Linked DNA regions of Homo sapiens: region 1 is linked to region 2. The links are chromatin loops, found by intact Hi-C in ENCODE. Cell type or tissue: A673. All regions are shown on one strand. Links, peaks and the distances in the headings refer to the core of each region. The heading gives the core; the rest is flanking DNA.

Region 1 (12,360 bases), core at 2,786-10,785, 110 kb after region 2:
TGCTTCAGAAACTTAATCTTGGTTCAGAGCTAAAGCCATCCTGTCACTCCGCTCCAATTCACTTCGGAAAAGTTTAAAAAAGGAATCTTTGGCCTCACGGTGAATCCCCAAGTCTTACAGAAAAATGATTCCGCAGCAGTTCAAAGAGAGAAGAGAAGTATTTGCTTTTTTTCCCTTTCATGCAGAAGAGAAAGGAGCATTGAGTATTATTTTGATAACAGAAACTAAACTCTAAATAATAGCATCCAAGAGCAATAACCACACACAAACCACATATTTTCTTTCATCTCATGGTAATTGCATATGGAATCACCATCCTTATTATTAAAAGCTTTTATCCAGTGCCAGTAGGTGCCTGGGGCACAAAAGGCGCTGAGTTTTTTTTTTTTTTGGTTTTTTTTTTTTTTTTTGAGACGGAGTCTCGCTCTGTCGCCCAGGCCGGACTGCGGACTGCAGTGGCGCGATCTCGGCTCACTGCAAGCTCCGCTTCCCGGGTTCACGCCATTCTCCTGCCTCAGCCTCCCGAGTAGCTGGGACTACAGGCGCCCGCCACCGCGCCCGGCTAATTTTTTGTATTTTTAGTAGAGACGGGGTTTCACCTTGTTAGCCAGGATGGTCTCGATCTCCTGACCTCGTGATCCACCCGCCTCGGCCTCCCAAAGTGCTGGGATTACAGGCGTGAGCCACCGCGCCCGGCCGGCGCTGAGTTTTACTAAATCTATATCTATCAGTACATGGGGGAATACATGGAGGTCTCTCCCAAGAACTTAGAAATAAGATTGTCTTCTGACCACTTATCAAAAGGCATCCAGAATTTTAAAGTGCATACTCCTTCCATTTTCTATACAAACATTTCCAGAGCACAAGAATACTTTCTGCAGCCTTGTTTGTAAAAGGATGGAAACTACAGAGATGTCCATCAGGAGAGAAGTGGTTAAATAAAGCATGACCCAACCCCATGGAAAAATACAATGTAGATACTACCAAATAACGAGCTAGACTTCTCTGCCATGTCAGGGAAAAGTGTTCACCATCTCATGACAAGAAAACAAAGCAAACAAAACAGGCAAATAAGTAAACAAAGCCATCAACATATAACAAACAAGGAGACAAAACAGATGCAGCTTCTGAAGTTAACCAGGGTGGCTTAAGTACTTCCCAGCTCAGCGACTGTGGACAAGTTCTGCATCATCTCTAAACCACAATTTCTTCATCTAATAAAATGAGATAACAACAGGATATCTCATAGGATCTTTGTGAGGATTAAACACACCAACTAGTCTAGGAGGCGGTGAGTCAGCATGGTGTGTTAACTAGAGGGATCAGCAGCCGTGTTCACTCTGGATAACTTCTCGTCAGTGTCATCGTACTCTATCAATGACCACATCTTAATCTACTGTATTAATCAGACAAAGGGGAGGAGACACAGCCGGCTCTAAGCAGTGGTTCCCGTCTGGCGAATGAGGTTGGCAGTGCGGGAAGGAGGATGATGAGCCGTGGAGAGAGTCTTTATTTTATTTTCATGTATTTGTTAGTTGTCTTTTTTCTTTTACAATGAGCTCATGTTACTGTCATAATAAAGGGTGCTTTTTTTTGGAACGGGGAGGTTCTTTAACAATTGGCCTCTAACAGTTAAACCTGAATAGCATCTTGTAATGGATTAGTACAGAGATCTGCAAAATTCCCCGAGGAGACTCTAAGCCCCAGGACCTGCTGGTAACTTAACTGGAAACAGGAACATGTCTAAAGAAAGAATATGACTACAGATGGGCTGGGGGGTGGGGATGCCACGGAGTCCTAGCAGCTTGGGAGGAAGAGAGACAACAGAGGTAGCAAGGCCATCCAAGCAACAGGCAGGGCCAAGGGAATTGGATCCCTTAGACCCATATTTGCAAATGTGTCCCCCAGGCTCCTCACACAGTATTTGTTCTGTGTTATGGACCGAGTTGTGTTCTCTCTGAGGTGGGCATGTCTTGCTAGCCAGCAAGAACTCAAGCATACCCTGAGAATGACCCTGTGATCTTTGGTGAGTGTTTGTTCAGTGCTCCGAGCCATGGAATGGCCAACCTGGATGTTTACGCCATACCTATGAAGAACAACTGGATCCTGGCCCATTCCTTGGAACCCAGGTCATGCAAGGAACCAAGGCCTTTTGTGTTGAGCTAAGGAGACAGGATGTTTGTTTGTTTGTTTGTTTGTTTGTTTGTTTTTGAGACAGGGTCTTGCCTTGTCACCCAGGCTGGAGTGCAGTGGTGCAATCACAGCTCACTGCAGCCTTGACATCCCAGGCTCAAGCAATCCTCTCACCTCAGCCTCCCTAGTAGCTGGGACCACAGGCACACACCACCACACCCAGCTCATTTTCGTATTTTTTGTAGAGACAGGGTCTCACTATGTTGCCCAGGCTGGTCTCAAACTCCTGGGCTCAAGTGATCCTCCCACCTCAGCCCCCAAAGTGCTGGGATTACAGATGTGAGCCACCACACCTGACCTTGGAGACAGGATCTTTAAAGAGGTGATTAATTTAAAATGAGGTCATATAGCAAATACCTAAGGTATCCGGGGCTTAAAACCTAGACGACAGGTTGACAGGTGCAGCAAACTACCATGGCACATGTATACATACCTATGTAACAAACCTGCATGTGTATCCCAGAACTTACAAAAAATAAATAAATAAATAAAAATTAAAAAAAACATTTAAATGAGGTCAAATGGGTGAAATATGATAGCTGTCCTTATAAGAAGAGATTAAGACAGAAACAAACAGAGGGAAGACCATGTGAAGACACAGGGAGAATAGAGCCGTCTGCAAGCCAAGGAGAGAGGCCTCAGAAGAAACTAACTTTCCAACTCTAATCTCAGACTTCCAGCTTCCAGAATTGTGAGAAAATATATTTCTGTTGTTTGTCACCCAGTCTCTTGTGTTCTGTTACAGCAGCCTATCAAGCGAATACACTCTGTTGGGGATTCTTTTCTCATATGAAAGAATTTTACATTTTCTCTGTGCAAATCCATCAATCTTTCCCTTTTCCCTTTATGGCTTCTGGGTTTTTGTTTTTTTTTAACAATCTTGATTTGAAAGGATTTTGCCATCCCAATATTATTAAGATATATCCGTACTGCCTTCTAATACTCTTAACAATTTTTGTTGTTGTCATTGTTGACGTTCTTGTCTTATGGTGCTTCTTTTGTTTCATTCTTTTTATTTTTTTATAGATACAGGGTCTCACTCTGTCTCCCAGGCTGGAGTGCAGTGGCATGATCACAGCTCACTGCAGCCACCAATTCCCGGGCTCAAGGGATCCTCCCACCTCAGCCTCCCGAGTAACTGGGACTAAAGGCATGCACCACCACGCAGGCTAATTTTTGTATTTTTAGTAGAGATGGAGTTTCACTATGTTGCCCAAGCTGGTCTCAAACCCCTTGACTCAAGTAATCTGCCTGCCCTAGCTTCTGAAAGTGCTGGGAGTATAGAGGTGAGCCACCGCGCCTGGCCTTTTGTTTCCTTCTTTACCTGCAATTTATTTCTATAATTCATGTGTGGTCAGGCTCAAAATTTGGGGTTTTTTTTCCTGGAAGAATAGTATCTTGTCTATATTACTGTTTTCCCAGCTTTATTGAGGTATGACTGACAAAAATCTATCATTTTTATAAACGTAAAAGTGTTAAATGATGTTACAGGAGTATATTTTTGACACAAAAAGATGGTCATAATATACTTTCAAGTGAAAGAAGCAAATTATTTTAAAATACACATTTTTGAAATAAATTATGTATACTTTATAAGTATTAAAAATTTATAGAAGAGGCTGGGCACAGTGGCTTATGCCTATAATCCCAGCACTTTGGGAGGCTGAGGCGAGCAGGTCACTTGAGGCCAGGAGTTCAAGACCAGCCTGGGCAAAATCGGCCCTGATAGTACAGGAAAAAATGAAGCAATAAATAAACTCAGACAGCGAGGAGAAAGGCTTCGTAAGCTTTTCCACTCCAGACCAGGTACTTTGCACCTTATAAAGTCAGGGAGTGTTTGTGTCACAGAGCTTCATAACAAGAGAGTGATGTTACTACTAAAATTCTAGCTAAGTTCTACTCATGAGAACACTTTTCTAAAGGCAGTAGTCAATTTTGGGAGGGGTGGCTAAAAAAAAATCTTCACCATGAAATAAGAGGTGGCCGTGATGTCACTGTGTCACTGAGCAAACACCTGATGTCTCTGCCACCAGCTCCTCTTTACGGGGCCACCACACCACCAAGGCAGCAGCAGGGTCAGCAGCATTTCTAAGCAAGGTAGCAGAGAAGCACTGCTTTCCCTCCTTCATGCTGCCTTGAAATAGCCCAGGCGGAAGGGATTTTTTTTTTTCTCCCTTTCCTTTTAAAGAATACACAGCCCAGGGCAACTCTCCTACCTCAGCTGCCCCACATTGGGAAGGGGTAGCTAAGTCATGCAGTCTCTGAAACTGCCAACGCACAGCAGGGCTCGGAAAATCAGTACCTCTCTCTGAAGTTACCCAACGTGCTGAGACCTTTAAACCAAACGACAGTAAGTAGACATCGCCAAAGTCTTTCATGGAATTAGAAGATGGGTTTACTTCCCTAGAAGCCTCAAAATGTGAGCTGGACACAGTGGTTCATGCCTGTAATCCCAGCCCCTTTGGGAGACTGAGGCAAGAAGATCGCTTGAGGCCAGGAGTTCGAGACCAGCCTAAGCAAAAAAGCAAGACCCCATCACTACACAAAAATAAAAATAAAAAATTAGTTGGGCATAGTGGTGCATGTCTGTAGTCCCAGGTACTCAGGAGGCTGAGGCTGGAGGATCACTTGAGCCCAGGAGTTCTAGGCTGCAGTGAGCTATGATTGAGCCACTGTACTCCAGCCTGAGTGACGAAGCAAGATCCTGTCATTAAAAAAAAAAAAAAAAAAAAAAAAAGGATAATATGCAAAAGCACAACTGCTGGAAATTAGAAATCACAAAACTTAACTTTCTGTACAATCTGCTTTTAAATTTTGCCTTTTTCTGAAATAAAATAAGTTTCTGAAGAAGTCTTCAGAATCTTAAAATAAGTAGCAAGAAACCAGGAAAAGAAATCTCTTTATAAAAAGAACCATTCTAGTACATAGGCCTAATAGCGACTGGATGAGCAATAGGAAGTCTTTCTATTTCTACTCCTAGTTTCTCCATCTTGGGGGAAATAAGGAACGAGCCAGACTCCAACCTGCTCCACAGCCAGGATATGGGGAAGGACCCTAAGGCAAAAAGGATGGTCAGATGGCAGAGGTAAAAATGGAGGATAAAGCCCTGAAGCCATCAAAAGTCCATAGGAAATTGACCGGGACCTAATCAATGACCCTGGGGCTTAACAAGTCCAAGGTCCTCAGGTTCCCCCAGGAATTCCTGCTGAAGAACCTTCAAGATCCTCCAGGATATAATTTTCTCACACACACACATAAGCTGAAGAAGAAAATATCCTTGTGTGCTAATAAGAATCTCCCAAACAACACACAAGGTGGACAGATATACATATATTTTTAAGTCAAAACACTAGATTGGACAAGGGAATTTTTCTTCTCCAGAACACTGATTTATTTTCCTAAAACGTCTTACAGAAGCAGAAAAAATTAAATCACACTTAATTCTATATTGTGAGCCTCACTTTAAATGAAAAGAATGGCATAAAATCAAAGATTTTCTAGAAATTCTAGGCTATCTAGTTGTTAAATTAAGACTGATCAAATGCCAAATCATTTCTCCCTCTCCACTTGAAGCGAATCCGGGCAGGAAGACTTAATGTGATGAAACTATTTCACTTGCTATTTGAAGAATTCTCTTGTAAGATACACAATTCCTTTAAAATTTTCTAGGCAGCTGCTAGGGGTTGCTAAGGAAGGGATGAAAATAGAAAATATTCTAAATAAATAATTAGTGATTTCTGAGGGGCAGATTCCATAGATACTTTTTTCAGGATTGAACACATCTTAGGTTTAGAGACTGGATACATTTTTTTTCCTGCATTGCCTCCCTCTCTCTCTTCTTCTCTTCCTTCCATTCTTCCCCTCTCGGTTAAAGAAAAGATGCAGAATCTTCAAGCAGAGACCTAGACAGGGAGATTTTGAGCTGCTCTGTTTGTGTCCACCTTGGTAGAAAGACAAAACAGAACCTAGGTCCTCTATCTCCATGCAAGCCGGTGGAACCTCACTGTGTCTGTTTTATTCGGTTGTACTTCGGGGAAAGATTGCATTTGAACAGAGGAGTGTCTAGAAACAGACATCTGTTGTTTTGGCAGCAGCATTCATTTCCTGTCTTTGATAACCAGATCCAGGGGCCTCCAGGGAAACTAACTCCTCCCTAGGCTCCAGGGAGGCAGTGCCTCAAGCCTCACACCCCGCTGGCAACAGAAACCGCTTGATGGATGTGTGCACGACCCCTAAGAACTAATGAGCTACATCGAGTCTTCAGCAAAGACTTCCAGGACAAAGATGACAAGCTTCTCCACCTATACTTGGGGAAAGAGAATCAGGCTAGCACCCACTTTACAGCCACAAGGAGAGAAGTTTTGAGAACTCAGTCAACCATCTGAGCGGCGACAGAGAATCCAGAAGCAGAGATCTGGTGACATTGTTTAAACACTAATTAAGCCAAAAAAAAAAAAAAGATATCCCCAATTCCTGGGACTTCTCAGATACATGAGCCATTAAATTCCTTTTTGATTTATGCTCGGTTCAGATTTTACCTTGGATTTCTGTGTTATAACCAGAGGAATTCTAGCCAATAGAGTTCTGGAGCTGAAATGAAGTTTTGAACCACCACTGAAAATGATTATCCTTAAAGATGTTCTAACATATTGTGATTTGGGGCAATTTCTTCCTCCTAGTGGATGAAAAATGGAAGGATGGGAAAAGGGAATCCCAGGAAAATTGAAAAGTCCCAAGGCCAAGAGTTGAAGGTAAACTAAAAGAAGGAAGGAACTTTTGACACAGATACACAGGCTAGTGAGAACCCATAAATACAGAAGAAACTCATTGTTTTGTTCTAAATGAGGAAATCCATGGTTCTCATTGAGGTCAAGAGGTTTCTTGGTTGAAATCAACATGCAATTTTCAAATTCTAAATGGGTAATGTAGCAATTTAATATATGGCATATGTGTTATAATAATATTTCTTAATATTAATTGCTTTAAGATATACTTATGGCAACATGGCATTTTCATTTTTGTCCATATTTAGATAGTCATAAGAATGCTAAGAAGGAAAGAAAAATTCCACCTGCCAAGATTTTTTCTATATCTGAACACAAATGAAGAAATTGGTTCAGAATGGGGAAGAGAAAAAACAAATACACAACTGTATTCCAGTATGTTTTAAACACGGCTTTACACATCTGTTTTGATACTTGCTTATTGTTTACTGAAAGTGAATATTTTATAAAGCCTCTTATTTTATGATATAAGAACAAAATATGCAGGGTTAATCCAGATTGGAAGGAGCAAGGAGCCACTCGTTTTGTATCTCAGGAAATGCCTGACTTTGGACCCAACCTGTGTCCCACAATCACCACCTGGTGGCAGCATACTTAAATAGCAGGGATAGCTGAGTGTTACATAAACATCTTTTAAATTTTGACCCCAGCAACATTAAGGTCATTTTGTGGTACCGGATCAATGACTAGATCCTCTCTCCAGAATAGGGGAATTAAAAAACAGGAAATTAGGATACCAGAAACCTGGGTGGGTGTGGAGTAACTATGGAATACAGGCATATGTCAATGATGACACTGTTCACCAGCATTTTCCAATAAGTGATGCTCTTACCACTAGCAGGTGAGTCCAGGTGGTACAAGAAAAAGCCACCCTGAGGATAAGATGATTGAGCAGAGACCCGAATGAAGGGAGGACATAAGACATGCAATTATCTAATGCAAAGAAACATTGTAAGTGGTGGAAGCAGCAAGTGCAAAGGCCCTGGGGCAGGGCCATGTTTGACTTCTCAGGTACAGCAAGGAGGCTAGCAAAGCTCAAGCAGAGGAACAAAGAAAATAAGGCAACTGAATGTGGCTAAAGCAGTGAATAGGGGTCAGATCCTTGCCTTTTCTCCAGTTTCTAGAAGCTGCCCACATTGGCTTGTAGCCTCTTCCTCTATTGCCAAAGCCAGCAACAGTGATTGAGTCCTTCTCATACTACCTTCTGGTTCTCTCTCTGCCTCCCTCTTCCATTTACAATAGTGCCCCCTCATCTACAGAGGATATGCTCCAAGACCCCCAGTGACTTCCTAAAACCATCAATAATACAAAACCCTATAGATATTATGTTATTTCCTATACATACATAGCTATGATAAAGTTAAATTTATAAATTAGGTACAGTAAGAGATTAACAACTCATAATAAGATAGAATTATAACAATATATTATAATAAAAGTTACGTGATTATGGTCTCTCTCTCAAAATATTTTATTTTACTATTCTTACCCTTTCTAAATTGAAAAGTTTTGCCTTTTCACTTAAAAGAAGCACTTCATGGGTTCTCTTTGGGCATATCTGAATTACCAGCATCACTACTCTTGCACTCTGGGGCCATCATTAAGTAAAGTAAAGGTTACTCACACATAAGCACTGAGATACCACGACAGTCAATCTGATAACCAAGACAGCTGCTGAGTGACTCAAGGATGGGTAGAGTCTACAGGGTGGACATGCTGGACAAAGGGATAATTCACATCCTGGGTGGCACAGAGCAGGACAGCGCAAGATGTCACCACACTACTCAGAATGATGAGCAACTTAAAACCTATGAACATTTATTTCTGAAATTTCCCATTAATATTTTCAGAGCACAGTTAACCATGGGTAACTGAAACCTCAGAAAGTGAAACTGCGGATAAGAGAAGCCTTCTGTATACAATTCCTTGGAATTACATTGGCTCCAACCAAATAATTCAGGACAATCTCCCATTTAAAGTCAGTTGGTTCATAATCTTCATTCCATCTGCAACCTAATTCCCCTTTGCCAGCTAATCTAACATATTTGCAGGTTCCAGGGATTAGGATGCAGGCATTTCAGGGAGGTCATTATTCTGTCTAGCACAGAGGGTTAGAAAGCAGGTTAGGCCACCGCACGTTCTCATTCATAAGTGGGAGCCGAACAGTGAGAACACATGGACACAGGGAGGGGAACATCACACACCAGGGCCTGTCGGGGGGTGGGGAGCTAGGGGACGGAGAGCATTAGGACAAATACCTAATGCATGCCGGGCTTAAAACCTAGATGACGGGTTGATAGGTGCAGCAAACCACCATGGCACATGTTCTGCACATGTATCCCAGAACTTAAAGTAAAATTAAAAAATATATATATTAAAAAAGATTTAAAAAGAAAGCATGTTAGGCAGACAACTAGAAGGTGGAAAGTTAATACACCAACCTGGGAAACACAGCCTGAAAAGAGAGGATAGGTCAATTGAGAACCAAATGACAGAATCTTCTGGTCACTCCCAAAGCTCAACAACTGCAGGGCAGTTTTAAGAAGCAAGTGTGACCCGTAGCTCCGTAGGTTTTTATGTTGTTTCGGTATTTTAAAAATGACGTAACAATGATGAATCCGGTGAAACAGTTACACAGTCTGAGATTGTCCAGGAATTCCCCAGATCTTTACGCAGTCTGCCCTGAGAACGTTTGATATCCATGCTATAAAATAGTTTCTGTAAATTAAACCTCTTAATCTAACTTTATAAGAGTGCTTGTCCTGTATTTCAGGTACTCCCTGGACTGCAACATTCCAGGAAACCAATAACCTGGGGGAATTCATGAAAACGTGCATGGATTAATAACAACTAACATATGTAGACTAAGTCGATCCCAACACACAGTCACTATTCTACCCTTGCAAAATCACTGTGGAGTTAGTAGAGGTTGTTATTCCCATTTTAGAGATGAGAAAACAAAGGCTCTACACACCAATCTATGCACACAAAACAAGTCCCACAAGGTGCAGAACTCAGACTCAAATCCTTAATTTCTGATTCCACCTTCAGCTTCCTTTTCTTTCTTTTATTCAATTATTTTTATTTTTATTTTTTTTTGGGATGGAAACTGGCTTCATCACCAGGCTGGAGTGTAGTGGTGCGATCTCAGCTCACTGCAACCTCCGCCTCTGGGTTCAAGCAATTTTCCTACTTCAACCTCCTGAGTAGCTGGGACTACAGGTGCGTGCCACCACGCCTAGCTAATTTTTTGTATTTTTAGTAGAGATGGGGTTTCACCGTGTTAGCCAGGGTGGTCTCGACCTCCTGACCTTGTGGTCTGCCTGCCTCGGCCTCCCAAAGTGCTGGGATTACAGGCGTGAGCCACCGCAGCCAGCCCAGCTTCCTTTTCAAAATACCACAGAGCTCCAAGCAATCAAACTGTCCTATGACAGAGGTGCCCACGTAGTTTGACTCAAATATTTCCTCATCTCCAGGGGCTCCCAAATCTCTAACCCTCTGCAGAAGCTTTAACCTGGAGGGAATGGTGTGCGGACACCTCTAGGAGGTAACAAAAGTCAAACAGGGGGCCCCCGTGTCATGGCCTGATTATTATATGGCAATTAGGTAATTTTGATAATACATCCAGAGAAAGACAATCCAACTACTCATGGAGCATAATGATCTATCAGTAATAATCCGTGCTCATCTCCTACAACTGTGCTACAGCAACAGAGGCCAGGAATAGTAGGAAGGCACCCAGGGCCGGGTGCGGTGGCTCACAGGTAATCCCAGCACCTCGGCAAGCCTCAGCTGTAGGATTACTTGAGTGCAGGAGTTTGAGACTAGCCTGGGCAACCAACAGAGCAAGATGTCTTCTCTACAATTTTTTTTTTTTTTTTTGAGATGGAGTTTTGCTCTTGTTGCCCAGGCTGGAGTGTGATGGCATGATCTCAGCTCACTGCAACCTCTGCCTTCTGGGTTCAAGCGATTCTCCTGCCTCAGCCTCCCCAGTAGCTGGGATTACAGGTGCCTGTCACCACGCTTGGCTAATTTTTTGTGTTTTTAGTAGAGACGGGGTTTCACCATGTTGGCCAGGCTGGTCTCGAACTCCTGACCTCAGGTGATCCACCTGCCTCGGCCTCCCAAAGCAATTTTTTTAAAAATTAGCCAGGCACAGTGGAGCACCTATATAGTCCAGCTACTAGAGGCAGGAGATCACTTGAGCCCAGGAGTTCAAAGCTGCTGTGAGCTATGATCATGCCACTGTACTCCAGGCTGGGCAACAGAGCGAGACACCATCTCTAAAAATAAATAAATAAGACATCCAGCTCAGGACATCCTGCTATGGGAGCTCAGGAATGTCACTTGCCCTTCCAAAGTCTCAATCTCTCTATCTGTAAGAAAACATCTACTTCATGAGGCCACTGTGAGGAATAAATGAAATAATGTTGTGTGCTATAGGAACCTTTGGGGGAGACTAGCTAGCCCACACAGCTTATTTGAGTGGGTTTCTCTTTCTGCACCCAAAATAGGCTTGCAAAAAAAGAGTATGTGAAAAAGCTGAGAACAATTCTTAGCTACACTTCCCAAGAAATGTGAGGGTTCTTTCTTTCCAGAAGCCTGGAGTATCGTACATACAAGGTCCTCTTTTTGTTCATGAATTCACTGATTTATCATTGGTGATTAATAAATCACCATGCATTGAGCATCTACTATCTGCCAGGCACTGTTCTGGGCTCTGGCTTGAAACAAAATGGACAAGATCGATTTCTGGTCCTATGCAGTTTACCTTCTAGTGAGGGGGAGATAAGTAATGAGGATAACTTTGGAGAGCAATAGATGTGCTGGAGAAAATAAAACAGCATAACAAGCTCAGAAGTGGAAGAAGTTATTTAAATTAGGTAGTCAGGAAAGGCCTTTTAGAGGAGCTGAAATTTCAGCCAACACCTAAAGGAAAGATAAGGAGATACCAGTAGTTTAGGGATCTAGGGACAGAATATTCCAGGAGGAGGGAAAAGAGAATAAAATGGCCCTAAAGGGGGAATGAGCTTGGCATAGTCCCTGAACAGAAAGAAAACCACTTCCACTGTTTACTGTGAGGGCAAGACTCCTGCAGCAGCCTGTCCATCTGCACACTGGAACTAAAAGCAGGGAAATGCTGAAGCTTATTATTTACTCCCATGAGGCTGGAAGACACCACTTCCAGTGGAAATGAACTCTGAGACAAATAAAGGTAAGAACGTATGCTTGAGGCCATACACCTAGGTTTGAATCCCAACTCCACAGTTTGAGCGAGTGACTTACCAGCACTGTGCCTCAGTTCCCTCGCCTGTAAGGCGTGGGTAATATCAGTGCCTATCTCACGAGGTGCCAGTGAAGCCTAAAGGAATTCAATACTCGG
Region 2 (12,360 bases), core at 1,435-9,434:
TTCTCCCTGGAGGTATCCTGAGTCTGTCTGAGCCAGGCCTCCCTATCAGCAGACCTCCCTGTTTCTGTGTCTTCCCTTCAGGGGCACCTGACTCAGCCAGGGCCCTCTCAGCCCAAGCTCAGTGAACTGCACTCCACACTTAGCCCTGTTTCTCCCAGGGCTGCCAAGACGAATGACTCACACTGTTGCCAGGCACAGTGCTTCCTCAGCTCAGTTCACTCTTGTTTCCCTCTCCAAACAGACTTCACATCACTTTATTCAAGTTCTCTACTGCTTTTTAGGCTGTTAGCAAATTTTATTACTTTCTGATTTAAGTCAAAATAAGGCAAAAAATAAGAGAATATATAAAAAAACAGTGGCCTTAGGCCAGGCGCAGTGGCTTAAGCCTGTAATCTCATGACTTTGAGAGACCAAGGCAGGCAGATCACCTGAGGTCAGGAGTTTAAGACCAGCCTGGCCAACATGGTGAAACCCCATCTCTACTAAAAATACAAAATAACTTAGCTGGGCATCATGGTGCATGCCTGTAATCCCAGGTATTCAGGAGGCTGAGGCACGAGAATCGCTTGAACCTGGGAGGTGGAGGTTGCAGTGAGCCAAGATCATCCCACTGCACTCCAGTCTGGGCAACAGAGCAAGACTTCATCTCAAAAAATAAAAAATTAAATTAAATTAAAAAGTGGCCTTGGAGAAGACTTCCTGAAAATCTTATAATTCCAATAAATAATAAATCATCCTAAATGATGAAAGGAAAATTAAGGTGGGGAGGAGTTGTATAATGAACTACATACCTCATCCCTGCAATTCCTTTTACCTGGGGGTGCTTCCTCCTTTTGGACAAATAAGCAGTCATTATCGTAGGAAAGGAGTTGCAGAAACAGAGAGAAACAAGTCTTTCTCTTGCTTTTGTCTTTGAGAAGTTTAGATCTCTGTGTTTCACAAACCTAAGTCCTGAGGGAAATCAAGAAGCAGAAAACACAACGTGTAAGAGCATCCCTGAATAGAAAGAGTTCCCTGGGCTAAAGAAATCCCCTTTTCTGGAATGCACAATTATGGCCACTTGGCACATATTTCTGGGAATCTTTCCTAAACATAGCAGGTGCAAAACTAAGTGTAAAGAAGAAGCTGGGGCTTGAATTGCAGGTCCCTTTCTAAGAAAACACGATGCTGTTATTAAAAGTAATCCTGTGGGCTGGGTGCAGTGGTTCACGCCTGTAATCCCAGCCCTTTAGGAGGCAAAGGAGGGCAGATCACTTGAGGCCAGGAGTTCAAGACCAGCCTGACCAACATAGGGAAATCCTTTCTCTACTAAAAATATAAAAATTAGTCAGGGGTGGTGGTGCACGCCTGTAGTCCCAGCTACTTGGGAGGCTGAGGCAGGAGAACCACTTGAACCTGGGAGGTGGAGGTTGCAGTGAGCTGAGATCGCACCACTGCACTCCAGCCTGGGTGACAGAGAAAGACCCTGTCTCAAAAGAACAAAAAAAAAAAGTAATCCTGGGGGAACACACACCTCAGCTTCTTCCCCCACCCACCCTCCAAATATGAAGGAACAAGTGCTGAAGAAAAAAGCACACTATCAGGGACCTGAAGAGTTCTCCTTAACCCAGTGGTCCTCAGCAGAGGGCAACCTTGCTTTCCCACAAAGGGACACTTGGCAATATCTGCACACATTTCTGGTTGTCACAACTGGGAAGTCCTTGTATCATCACAAGGCCAAGAGACCATTCCTACTCCCAAGAGAAAAAATAAAGTCTAGGAGTAGCTGGGTGCTATGGTCTGACCGAATATTTGTGTCCCCCCAAAATTCATATGTTGAAATCCAACTCCCCGAGGTGGTAGTATTAAGAGGTGAGGCGTTTTGGAGGAGAGGAGGTCACGAGGGTAGAGCACTCATAAATCGGACCAATACTCTTCTAAAAGAGGCTCAAGAGAGACCTCTTGAGTGAGGCAAGAGTGAGAAGCAGGCTCTCACCAGACACCAGATCTGCTGGCACCTTGATCTTGGAATTCCCAGCCTCCAGAACGGTGAGAAATAAATTTCCATTGTTTACAAGCCACAAGGTTTACAGTGTTTTGTTATAAGAGCCCCCAATGAACTAAGACGCTGGACTTCCCAGAACAGTCCTTTTTCACCTACAGAGATTTCAAAGAATAGACTGGGCCTAGACATACCGGGCATCACAAATACAGGAGAGGATGAAAAACAAGACAAGTAGATGCAGAAAGCCAGTCTATGAGACATCTGATTCATTAAACTAAAGGAGAAGTCTCAAATATGCAAAGCTCCACTGCTGTGACTGCCAAGAAGAGAAAACCTTTTTTTTTCTTTAAGAGATGGAGTTGGCTAGAGGGTAGTGGCACGATCCTCAGGTCACTGCAACCACCACATCCTAGGTTCTAGCAATTCTTCTGCCTCAGTGCCTGTGCATGCCCCTATGCCCAGCTAATTTTTTGTATTTTAGTAGAGACAGGATTTCACTGTGTTGCCCAGGCTGGTCTCAAACTCCTGAGCTCAGGCAATCCACCCTCCTCGTCCTCCCAAAGTGCTAGGATTACAGGTGTGAGCCACCGTGCCCAGCAGCGAAAGCCTTTCTAAAAGCAATTTTACAAAGAAAGAAAGCATATGGAAAAAATTGATAGGTTTACTCAGATAAAAATAAAAACAATCTATAAAATAAGTAGCTTTAAAAAGAAAATGATCATAGAGGAAAAGCTATTGCAACAGACCAAACAAATGCAGAGCTAGGAATATTACTATGTGAAGAATTCTTATAAATCAATATGAGGAAAACACATTAGAAAAAATGGGCAAAGGACATAAGTAAACCTGTCAATCCACCTAAAAATGCAAATGTCATAATCAAATGAGTGATAACAGATTTAGCATCACTAAAAAATTCAAAGGTGCGGGAGGCCAAAGCAGGTGGATCACGAGGTCAGGAGATCGAGACCATCCTGACTAACACAGTGAAACCCCGTCTCTACTAAAAATACAAAAAATTAGCCAGGCTTGGTGGCGGGTGCCTGTAGTCCCAGCTACTCGGGAGGCTGAGGCAGGAGAATGGCGTGAACCTGGGAGGCAGAGCTTGCAGTGAGCCGAGATCGCACCACTGCACTCCAGCCTGGGCGACTGAGCAAGACTGTCTCAAAAAAAAAAAAAAAAAAAATTCAAAGGCGCAAATGAATGTCAATGTCTGCTGGTAAATCTACATATTGATAGGAGCTTTCTGGGGCATCAAAAAAGCTATAGCAAAGCCCTAAAATGAGTAAACTCTTCATTCATCAATTCCACTTATTCGACTTGGTCCTAAGGACCAATCATCAAGCTGAAAAATGAATTTTAAAAAAATAGTAGGCCAGGGGCAGTGGCTCATGCCTGTAATCTCAACGCTTTGGGAGGCCAAGGCAGGAAGATCACTTGAGCCTAGGAGCTCAAGATAAGCCTGGTCCACATAGCCAAACCCCGTCTCTACAAAAAATTTAAAAAATTAGCCAGGTCTGGTGGTGCTTGCTTGTAGTCCTAGCTACTCACGAGGCTGAGGCAGGAAGATCTCTTGAGGCCAAGAGTTTGAAACCAGCCTCGGCAACATAAAGAAATCTGTCTCTACAAAAAAATAAAAATAAAAATAAACAACAACAACAACAACAACAAAACTTGTATTAATTAGCCAGGCAGGGTGGCATGCACCTGTAGTCCTAGCTACTCAGGAGGCTGAGGCAGGAGGATCTCTTGAGCCCAAGAGGTCGAGGCTACAGTGAGCTATGACTGCACCACCGCACAATAGCCTGGACCACAAGAGAAAGCCCCTGCCTTAAAAAACAAAAAAGAAAATAGTAAAAATGTTTCATGTCACACAAAGAACAAGGTCAAAGAGCTGTCCTAACTTGCCCAAGTTCCTTCAGCTGTGAAGTAGCAAAATGGCATTTGACCTCAGATTTGCCTTCTTCAGAGGCCCTACCCAGGCTTGTCAACAGTCAGTCACTGAAAGACAGCACAGGTGGTCAGTAAGCAATTGTCCATCAGGCAAACTCAGGGCCTGAACCACAGCTCCCTCTGTACTTTACATGAGAATCATCATGAGTTGGTGTAATGGGAGAAGAGCACGTTTCTAGAGATCTACACATTCACACGAGGAGGAAAATACTTTAAATCCTTTCCTCTTTTTTTCTTTTTCTTTTTTTTTTTTTTTTTTTTTTTTTTTTTTTTTTTTTTTGAGACAGAGTATCACTCTGTCACCCAGGCTGGAGTGCAGTGGCACGATCTCGGCTCACTGCAGCCTCTGCCTCCCGGGTTCAAGTGATTCTCCTGCCTCAGCCTCCCAAGTAGCTAGAGTTACAGGCGCCCACCACCATTCCCGGATAATTTTTGTATTTTTAATAGAGACGGGGTTTCACCATGTTGGCCAAACTGAAATCCTTTCCTCTTAATGGGCATTTCCTCGGGATTCCAGTCCCGGAAAAGACAGGCCAATGAATGTCAAATCCCTCAGCCTGTCTATTCTCCAACAGACAGACAACCCATAGCATGACTGGAAAATATCCCTCCCGCTATTAAAGAGTCTTTGTCTTATGAATGACAAAGCACTTCCTCCCGGACGTGTCTAGCGGAGTTGACATTTCACACAGGACCACAGTTCTGTGAGTGATCACTGAATTCTGAGGATTAATGACTAGAACCACCAGCGCAAAACAGACGGCCGTGCATTTTTGCAGGCAGAAGCAAGTCTCACAATCCCACCGAATTAGGAAGGAAGGGGCTTAAGACTTCCAGGGGGAAATCTGTGATCTCTGAGTGCATTTCATCTATGGAAAGCTGCCTTTCTGCAGACCAGTCACGTGCCAACATAAACTGCACAGGGCTGTGGTGGGATCATGACCCTTTGAGGACTGAGATGTTGCCTGGGGAAACTTCCCTTGGATGTTGTAGGAGAGTGAAGGCCCAGGCTGCAGTGGAATGATGAAAGAAAACTCTGTGTGCAATAACATATTATATGTGTTATGTGTGTGCATCTATTCTGGTCCTTCACAAACTTACAGGATCGCAGACTCAGAGGCCCCCAGCAATGGATCCACCCTACCATGTTTTTCAAACCTAATCTTCCTAGGAAGAGAATGGTGGTCCGATCAGCAAAGAGCTAGGAATTGGGTGACCCCGGGGTAATCCCCTTCTGACTCCCTTTCTTCTGCCTCAGTTTCCCTGACTTCCATGCAGGCCCTGTAGAATCTGGGGTCCTGCATGGAACCCCAGTTTATATGCCTGACAAGTTTGCACCCAGCACAGTTCTTTGAAATAATACCTTTTCACAGTTTGAGCTCTAGCCTCTCTGTCTCTATCTCTGAATCCATCCTCTGTCTTCAGATATCACCACTACTGAGAACATCAATGAATGCAAAAGAAAAAAAAAAGTGGGAATAAAAATAGAAAGAAATTAAAACTGAACTGAACAATCAAACATGAGGTTAAGAGCTTTTATAGTGTTACATGGTAACTAAATGTAGACGCCCAGGTAGTTTCTTTCCTCACTTGCTTTTATTTTCTAACTTTCCTAATTTTTTATCAAAGGCCTTCAGAGAAGCAATGTTTTTTCCTATCTCATGATATAGAGCTGACATTTCTCATGGGAAATAAGTATGTTCTCTCCTTGGCCAGCAAGAAAATAAATGTCACATTAAGCCAAAAAAGAAGATGTTTTGCAACCCTAGTGACACTTTAGACTTAGTCTGTTTGGGCTGCTACAAAAAATACCAGAAACTGAGTAGCTTTTAAACAACAGAAGTTTATTTCTCATGGTTCCAGAGGCTGGGAAGTCCAAAATCAAGGGGCTGGTGGATTCAGTGTCTAGCAAGGGCCTGCTTTCTGGTTTATAGATGACACCTTCTAGCTGTGTGCTCACTTGATGGAAGGGAACAACTCTGGTCCCTTCAGCCCCTTTATTAGGGCACTAATCCAGTTTATGAGAACTTCACTCTCATGATCTAATCACCCCCAAGGGCCCCACCTCCTAATACCATCACACTGGAGATTAAATTTCAACATATGGATTTTGGGGGATACACAAACTTTTAGCCCATAGCATAGAACATTTGCTTTGCAGTTTCCAAAGCCTTCTACAAACATTAGGTCACGTGTCCCTCACACTATTCCATCTGGATCTGTATTTACTGGTGAAGAAACCTTGGCTGGAAGAAGTAGGCTGGCTTGCCGCGAGACAGTGGTGTCAAGACAAGGATTTTATGACTCCCAAGTTTCAGGCATGTGCTTACCGGTACACACTAATTCCTGCCTTCCAGTGACATACAGTCTGGTGGGGGAAAGGTATTACCTAAATGATGTAACAAATATGTGATTGTGAACCACAATAAGCAAAACTGGATCTATATCCCTAGCCACAGAGGCACAGTTGAAATCATGGTTCAACCATATACAGTGAATTACTAATGTAAGCAATAAAAATGAGGCTGTATAAATACAGTTATTTACCTAAAATATGTCCTCTGTATGTTGATGAATAAATACAAAATAGGATACAGAACAGATTGCAAAATATAATCCCATTTTTATTAAAAGATAAAAGAAAAGGCACAGAAACATCACTCAGGCTTTTAACTGCCACGTTATACTTTCTCTCTTCTGGGTACCATCCATCTTGTTATCTGATCCTTTAGTACAGCCGTGAGTCAAGTATAGCCCATGGCCAAATATGGCTTGCTGCCTATTTTTGTAAATAAAGTTTTATTAGAACACAGACATATTCATTCATTTACATATTATCTATGGCTGATTTTACACTATAACAGCAGAGTTAAGTAGCCGCAACGAGGTTGTATGACCCTCAAAACCTAAAACACTTCCTATCTGGCCCTTTTCCTAAGAAATTCGCCAACCTCTGTACTAGTCTGTCCAAGAATCTTGGAGTAGTGGCGTTCTGAAACCACAGCCATATTAACTAAGCATTTACATACGTGCCAGTCCATGCAACCACTTTGCAAGCATCTCTCATTTTACTCTATCAACAGCCCCATTGGGCAAGTACTGTTATTAACTCTAAGGTTGAGGACACTGAAGAGTGAGAAGGTTAAATAACCTGCCAAAGCCATGCAGCTAGTAAAGGGAAGAGCTAAGACTCAAACTGCAGCTTTGAAATGCAATGCAGCTTGCTATGGTTTGAATTTTTGTCCCCTGCAAAACACATGTTGAAATCTAATTCCCAATGTGCCAGTATTGAGAGGTGGGGCCTTTAAGGTGTGGATAATAAAGGCTCTGCCCTCATGAATGGACAATCCATTCATGGGTTAATGGATTAATGGGTTATCTCGGGAGTGGGATTGGTGGCTTTATAAGAGGAAAAGAGACCTAGGCTAGAACATTCAGCCCCCTCACCATGTGATGCCCTGTGTCACCTCTTGGGACTCTGGGGAGAGAACCCACCAGCAAGAAAGCCCTCACCAGGTGTGGCTCCTCGACCTCTGACTTCGTAGCCTGTAAGCCTGACTTCGTAGCCTGTAAGCCTGTAACTGTAAGAGATAAATTCCTTTTATTTATAAATTACCCAGTTTGGGGTACTTTGTTACAAGCAACAGAAAAAAAAGACTAAGACACCTCTGAAATCAACACCAGAGATTCATACTCTTAGTTCTGATTCCGTTTATGTTCTAGCCTCTTGGAATCATAAATAGAGACAATTCTAGCCTTATCTCTGCCTGAAGTCTCACAATTCTGCCACCACCTCTACCTTTGGACAAAAATAATGAATCATATGAAGCAGATCAGACATCAGTTGGAATGATGTGGTGCACCTAAGACAGTCCACGAGTCTGGACGGGTGCTGGAGGTACAGATGGCAAAGGTATCGATCGCCTCTGACTGTCAATGGAAGCTTTCGGAAGTGATGAGATGAGGGCCACGGCCTCCACCTTGCGTCTGGAGGATTTTAGAAGATAGGACAGTCCCTAAAGGTAGCCCAGAATGGAGGTACAAGGTATGCTAAAATTAGAGTCAGAAATGGTCTCATGCAGCTTTCCAACTAGGAAGGCACCATGCCCTGCAAAGCCACGGAGGGTGAGTAGTAAATCATGGTCACATGATTGGGATTTTGGTATAAATCATGACCAAGTACTTCACATAGAATATATATGTATTTTATAATAAATTCCCTTTATTTTATTTCTCCTTTAGATTTTTAAAAGCAAGCAAACATAAGATCATTCCAATTAGATCATTATTTTGATTTTTAGTTATACATGTAAATTGATTATGTTATCTATGAATTTCATTTGAGAAGGCCCTCCAAAATAATTGTTATAAAAAAGGGACATTGGGCCAAATGGATATTGAAAATCATTAGCTTAGAGAATTCAGGGAGCAGTGGAAAGTTTCGTGAGGCTGGAGCTGAGTGGAGGCTTGAGGGTAGGAGTTACCAGGTGATGAGTTGAGTGAGTTAAGGAAGATGTAGATTATCTAAAAATCCTTGGGCAAAAGTTGACCATGAAGCTAATGAAGCTGAAGTTTCAGTTAGCCCCTCACATGCTTGGGGCCCATCCAAGGCCCTAGGAGGGTTCATACAGTCATATATTTGCTTGCTTTTAAAAATATAATACTTATGGCCGGGCACAGTAGCTCATGCCTGGAATCCCAGCACTGTGGGGGGTCAAGGGGGTGGATCACCTGAGGTCAGGAGTTCGAGACTAGCCTGGCCAACAAGGTGAAATCCCGTCTCTACTAAAAGTACAAAAATTAGCTGGGCATGGTGGCACATGCCTGTAATCCCAGCTACTCGTGAGGCTGAGGCAGAAGAATCGCTTGAACTTGGGAGGCGGAGGTTGCAGTGAGCCGAGATGGAGCCACTGCACTTCAGCTTGGGCAATAAAGCGAGACTTGAAAAATATTTCCTTTGTGCTTAAAGAAAGACTCCAAAATTGTATATAGAGGGCCCCACAAACCCTGCACCCAGCCCCACGGGGGTGAAATTCACACTTCAATGATGGGGAACACATGGGTGAGATTAAGCAAAGAAGTGACACAACCCTCTGTGCACAAAAGTCACTGGACACTCTTCCTCCCTCAAGAATAAACTTTCTTGTTTGCCATTTCCTATTCCAAAGCAGTGAAACAGACTAAGCTGTTCAGATTTGCTTTCTGCACAGTCCACATATGGACACAGACATGTCGCTGCATGGTCACTGTGTCCCATCCACTGTCACCATCAGGTTCAATCCAGCAAATCCTGCAGGTCTAATTTCTCCAGGCATGCTTCACTCACAGACAAATGCACTAGTCCTGAGATGGATGTGCGAAGGCTGGCCTTTGCACCAACCCTAGCATGAAGATGCGTCTCTATATGTCTTATGCCTTCCTGAATTTGTGGCTCCATTATCTGGACAACGTGCAATTACACCAGAAATCATTGCAAATGCATTCATTTACTCCACAACCATACAGCAGATCTTGTAGCTGTGGAAAAGATGGGGTACCATGGTGGTTAATGCGGAGCTGTTGCATTCTCACTCTCCCATTGACTATGTGAACTTGTGCAAGTCATTTGGCCTGCGTCCAAACTTATCTCCACTAAAAAACAGACATAGGCCGGGCGCTGTGGCTCACCCCTGTAATCCCAGCGCTTTGGGAGGCAAGGCAGGCGGATCACAAGGTCAGGACTTCCAGACCAGCCTGACCAACATGGTGAAACTCCGTCTCTACTAAAGATAGAAAAATTAGCTGGGCATGGTGGTGTGCACCTGTAATCCCAGCTACTCAGGAGGCTGAGGCAGGAGAATGGCTTAAATCCGGGAAGCAGAGGTTGCAGTGAGCTGATATTGCGCCACTGCACTCCAGCCTGGGTGACAGAGTGAGACTCCATCTCCCCCCGCCCCCGCCAAAAAAAAACAAAACAAAACCAGACATAACAACATCAGTGAGCATCTTCTATTTCTGCCCGTCCCACAAGTTTTTCTTTCTTGTTTAATTTTCTGCTGCATTCCATAATTATTTTTATTCACATATCGTTTCCATACACTAACATTCACAGTTGTTCAGTGTTCAACTTAATGAAGCCATGTAATTCCATTTAGCCTCCACTGAAAACAAGATATAGAAGAGTTCCATCACCCGCAGAGATTCCCTTCTTCCCCCTTTTGGACCAATTCTGTGCCCTACAGAAACAACCACTTCCTGACTTTACTCATCATAGATAAATATTATCAGCTGTAACTATCTTTTTGGGTCTGGCTTCATTTGCTCAACATAATGTTTTCTGAGCTGCATCTATGCCACTGTATCATCAGCTGCTTGTCTTTTAGCTGCTTGTCTTTTTGTTGTTGTTAATATTCCACTGTGTGAATGGAATATTCCTATCTCACCACAATTTATTTATCCACTCACCCGATAATGGACATTTGGGTTGTTTCCAGGTGTTAGCTATTGCAAATAAAGCTGCTGTGAACATTTGTGTGCAAGTCTTTTTGTGGACACATGATTACATTTTTCTTGGGTAAATATCTAGGAGTGGAATTTCTGGGTCATTGGGTTAATGGATGTTTAACTTTATAGGAAATTAATGAACAGTTCTCCAAAGTGGTTGTACCACTTGACACCTCCCCCAGCAAGCAATGTTTTTGTCTGTTTATTTGTTTGAGACAGTTTCGCTGTTGCTGCCCAGGCTAGATTGCAATGGCGTGATCTCGGCTCACCACAACCTCCGCCTCCCAGGTTCAAGCGATTCCTCTCCCTCAGCCTCCCAAGTAGCTGAGATTACAGGCATGCACCACCACGCCTGGCTAATTTTGTATTTTTAGTGGAGACGGGGTTTCTCCATGCCTCAAGTGATCCGCCCGCCTCAGCCTCCCAAAGTGCTGGGATTACAAGTGTGAGCCACCGCACCCGGCCCAAGCAATGTTAATGTTCCGCCCAGTTGCTCCACATCCTAACACCTGTTTTGTTAATTTTGTTGGTTGGCTTGTGTTTGCCATTTTAGTGGCTGTAGAATGGTATCTCATGATTTTAATGTGCATTTCCTCAATGATTAATGATATTGAACATCTTTTCATCCACTTATTAGCCATTCGTAGACTTTCTTTTATAAAGTGTCTGTTCAAGCCTTCTGCTCATTTTAATGTGCTTGTGTATTTGTATTGTAGATACGTAGGCGTTCTTTATACGTTCTGGACATGAGCCCTTTGTCAGATAGATGTACTGTGAGTGTTGTTTATCTAGTCTGTGAGTTGAGCCATATCTGTAACCACACCTACCTCCAGGAGTTTTCAGTTACATGAACCAAGAAAATTCTTTCTATAAGAGGTAAATTGAACTGAATCTCTTGTACCTTAAAAGTGGGAATCCTGCTTAACAATTTAAGAAATACCAGCTGGGCAAGGTGGTGCACACCTATAGTCCCAGCTACTCGAGAGACAGAGGTGGAGGGATCGCTTGAGACTAGGAGGTCGAGGCTGCAGTGAGCTATGATCACTCCACTGCATTCCAGCTTGGGTAACAGCAAAACTCTGTCTCAAGAACAAAAAAAAAAAAGGAAGTACTTTGCAGAGTCTCAGAATAGAAATGAGGATTAAATGAGATTGAGTGGGATACTGCATGGGAAGGTCTTTAACACAGTGCCTAGCACATAATAAGCTGGTCTTCATTGTTCTTACTAATATATTTTTAAAGCAACTCTATAGGAGAAGAGAGGTAAGAAGAATTTGGTGTCATGGAAATTTACAGGAAAATCTCTTAATTAAACCTGAAAAGGCATGTCAAATAAACTTTCCAAAAAAGACTAGAAGACTATTAGGCAATAGTAAGACTTGAAAGGGAAACGGCAGAGAAGATAGAGTTGCTGCACAGCAGGAAGGACACGTACAGTGTTTACCGAGATGTAAATCCTGTGGGCATTTAGGCAATGCTGCAGCATGTGGTGTGAGCTGGGACGTAATGGAAGATGAGGCTAGGGATGTAGGTGAGGTTAGATATTTGTGACATTTGCCACATGGAGTATGTATTCCCTGTCCCGTAGACTTAGCTTCTCAAAGTGTGATCCTCAGAGCAGCAACTTCAGCCTCACCTAGGAGCTGGTTAGAAATGATCAAAACAAAATCTGTATTTTGACAATATCTCATGTGATTCATATGAAAAGAAAATCTGATGGGATCAACCTCAATGCCCATCAACAGTAGACCGCATAAAGAAAACGTGGTACATATGCACCATGGAATACTACACAGCACTAAAAAAAGAACAAAATCATGTCCTTTGCAGTAACTTGGATGCAGCTGGGGGCCAGTTGTTGACCCTTGAACAACATTGGGGTTAGGGGCGCCAACCCCACACACAGTCAGAAATCTACATACAACTTTTGACTCCCTAAA

Evidence for each region. Hi-C counts contacts between places; a loop is a spot of excess contacts. Peaks named below come from ENCODE experiments on the same cell type or tissue, not always from the same donor. Only the 100,000 strongest peaks of a DNase experiment are listed, where the experiment ranks them.
Region 1: a loop joins it to region 2, with 2.9 times the contacts of the local background. A loop is called at or near these places in 1 of 110 quality-filtered maps.

The regions. Positions count from the first base shown.
Region 1 is chr16:25,703,379-25,715,738 of GRCh38, reverse strand. All of the region lies in intron 1 of HS3ST4 (heparan sulfate-glucosamine 3-sulfotransferase 4), which reads right to left. Among named protein-coding and RNA genes, the nearest start is that of HS3ST4, 18 kb to the right of the region's middle. In A673, for the core only: a CTCF peak has its summit at 7,566; DNase peaks (open chromatin) are centred at 6,338 and 7,538; H3K4me3 peaks cover 1,712 bases; H3K27ac peaks cover 3,914 bases.
Region 2 is chr16:25,811,868-25,824,227 of GRCh38, reverse strand. All of the region lies in intron 1 of HS3ST4 (heparan sulfate-glucosamine 3-sulfotransferase 4), which reads right to left. Among named protein-coding and RNA genes, the nearest start is that of HS3ST4, 130 kb to the right of the region's middle. In A673, for the core only: no CTCF peak of the experiment used is centred there; a DNase peak (open chromatin) is centred at 4,577; H3K27ac peaks cover 2,188 bases.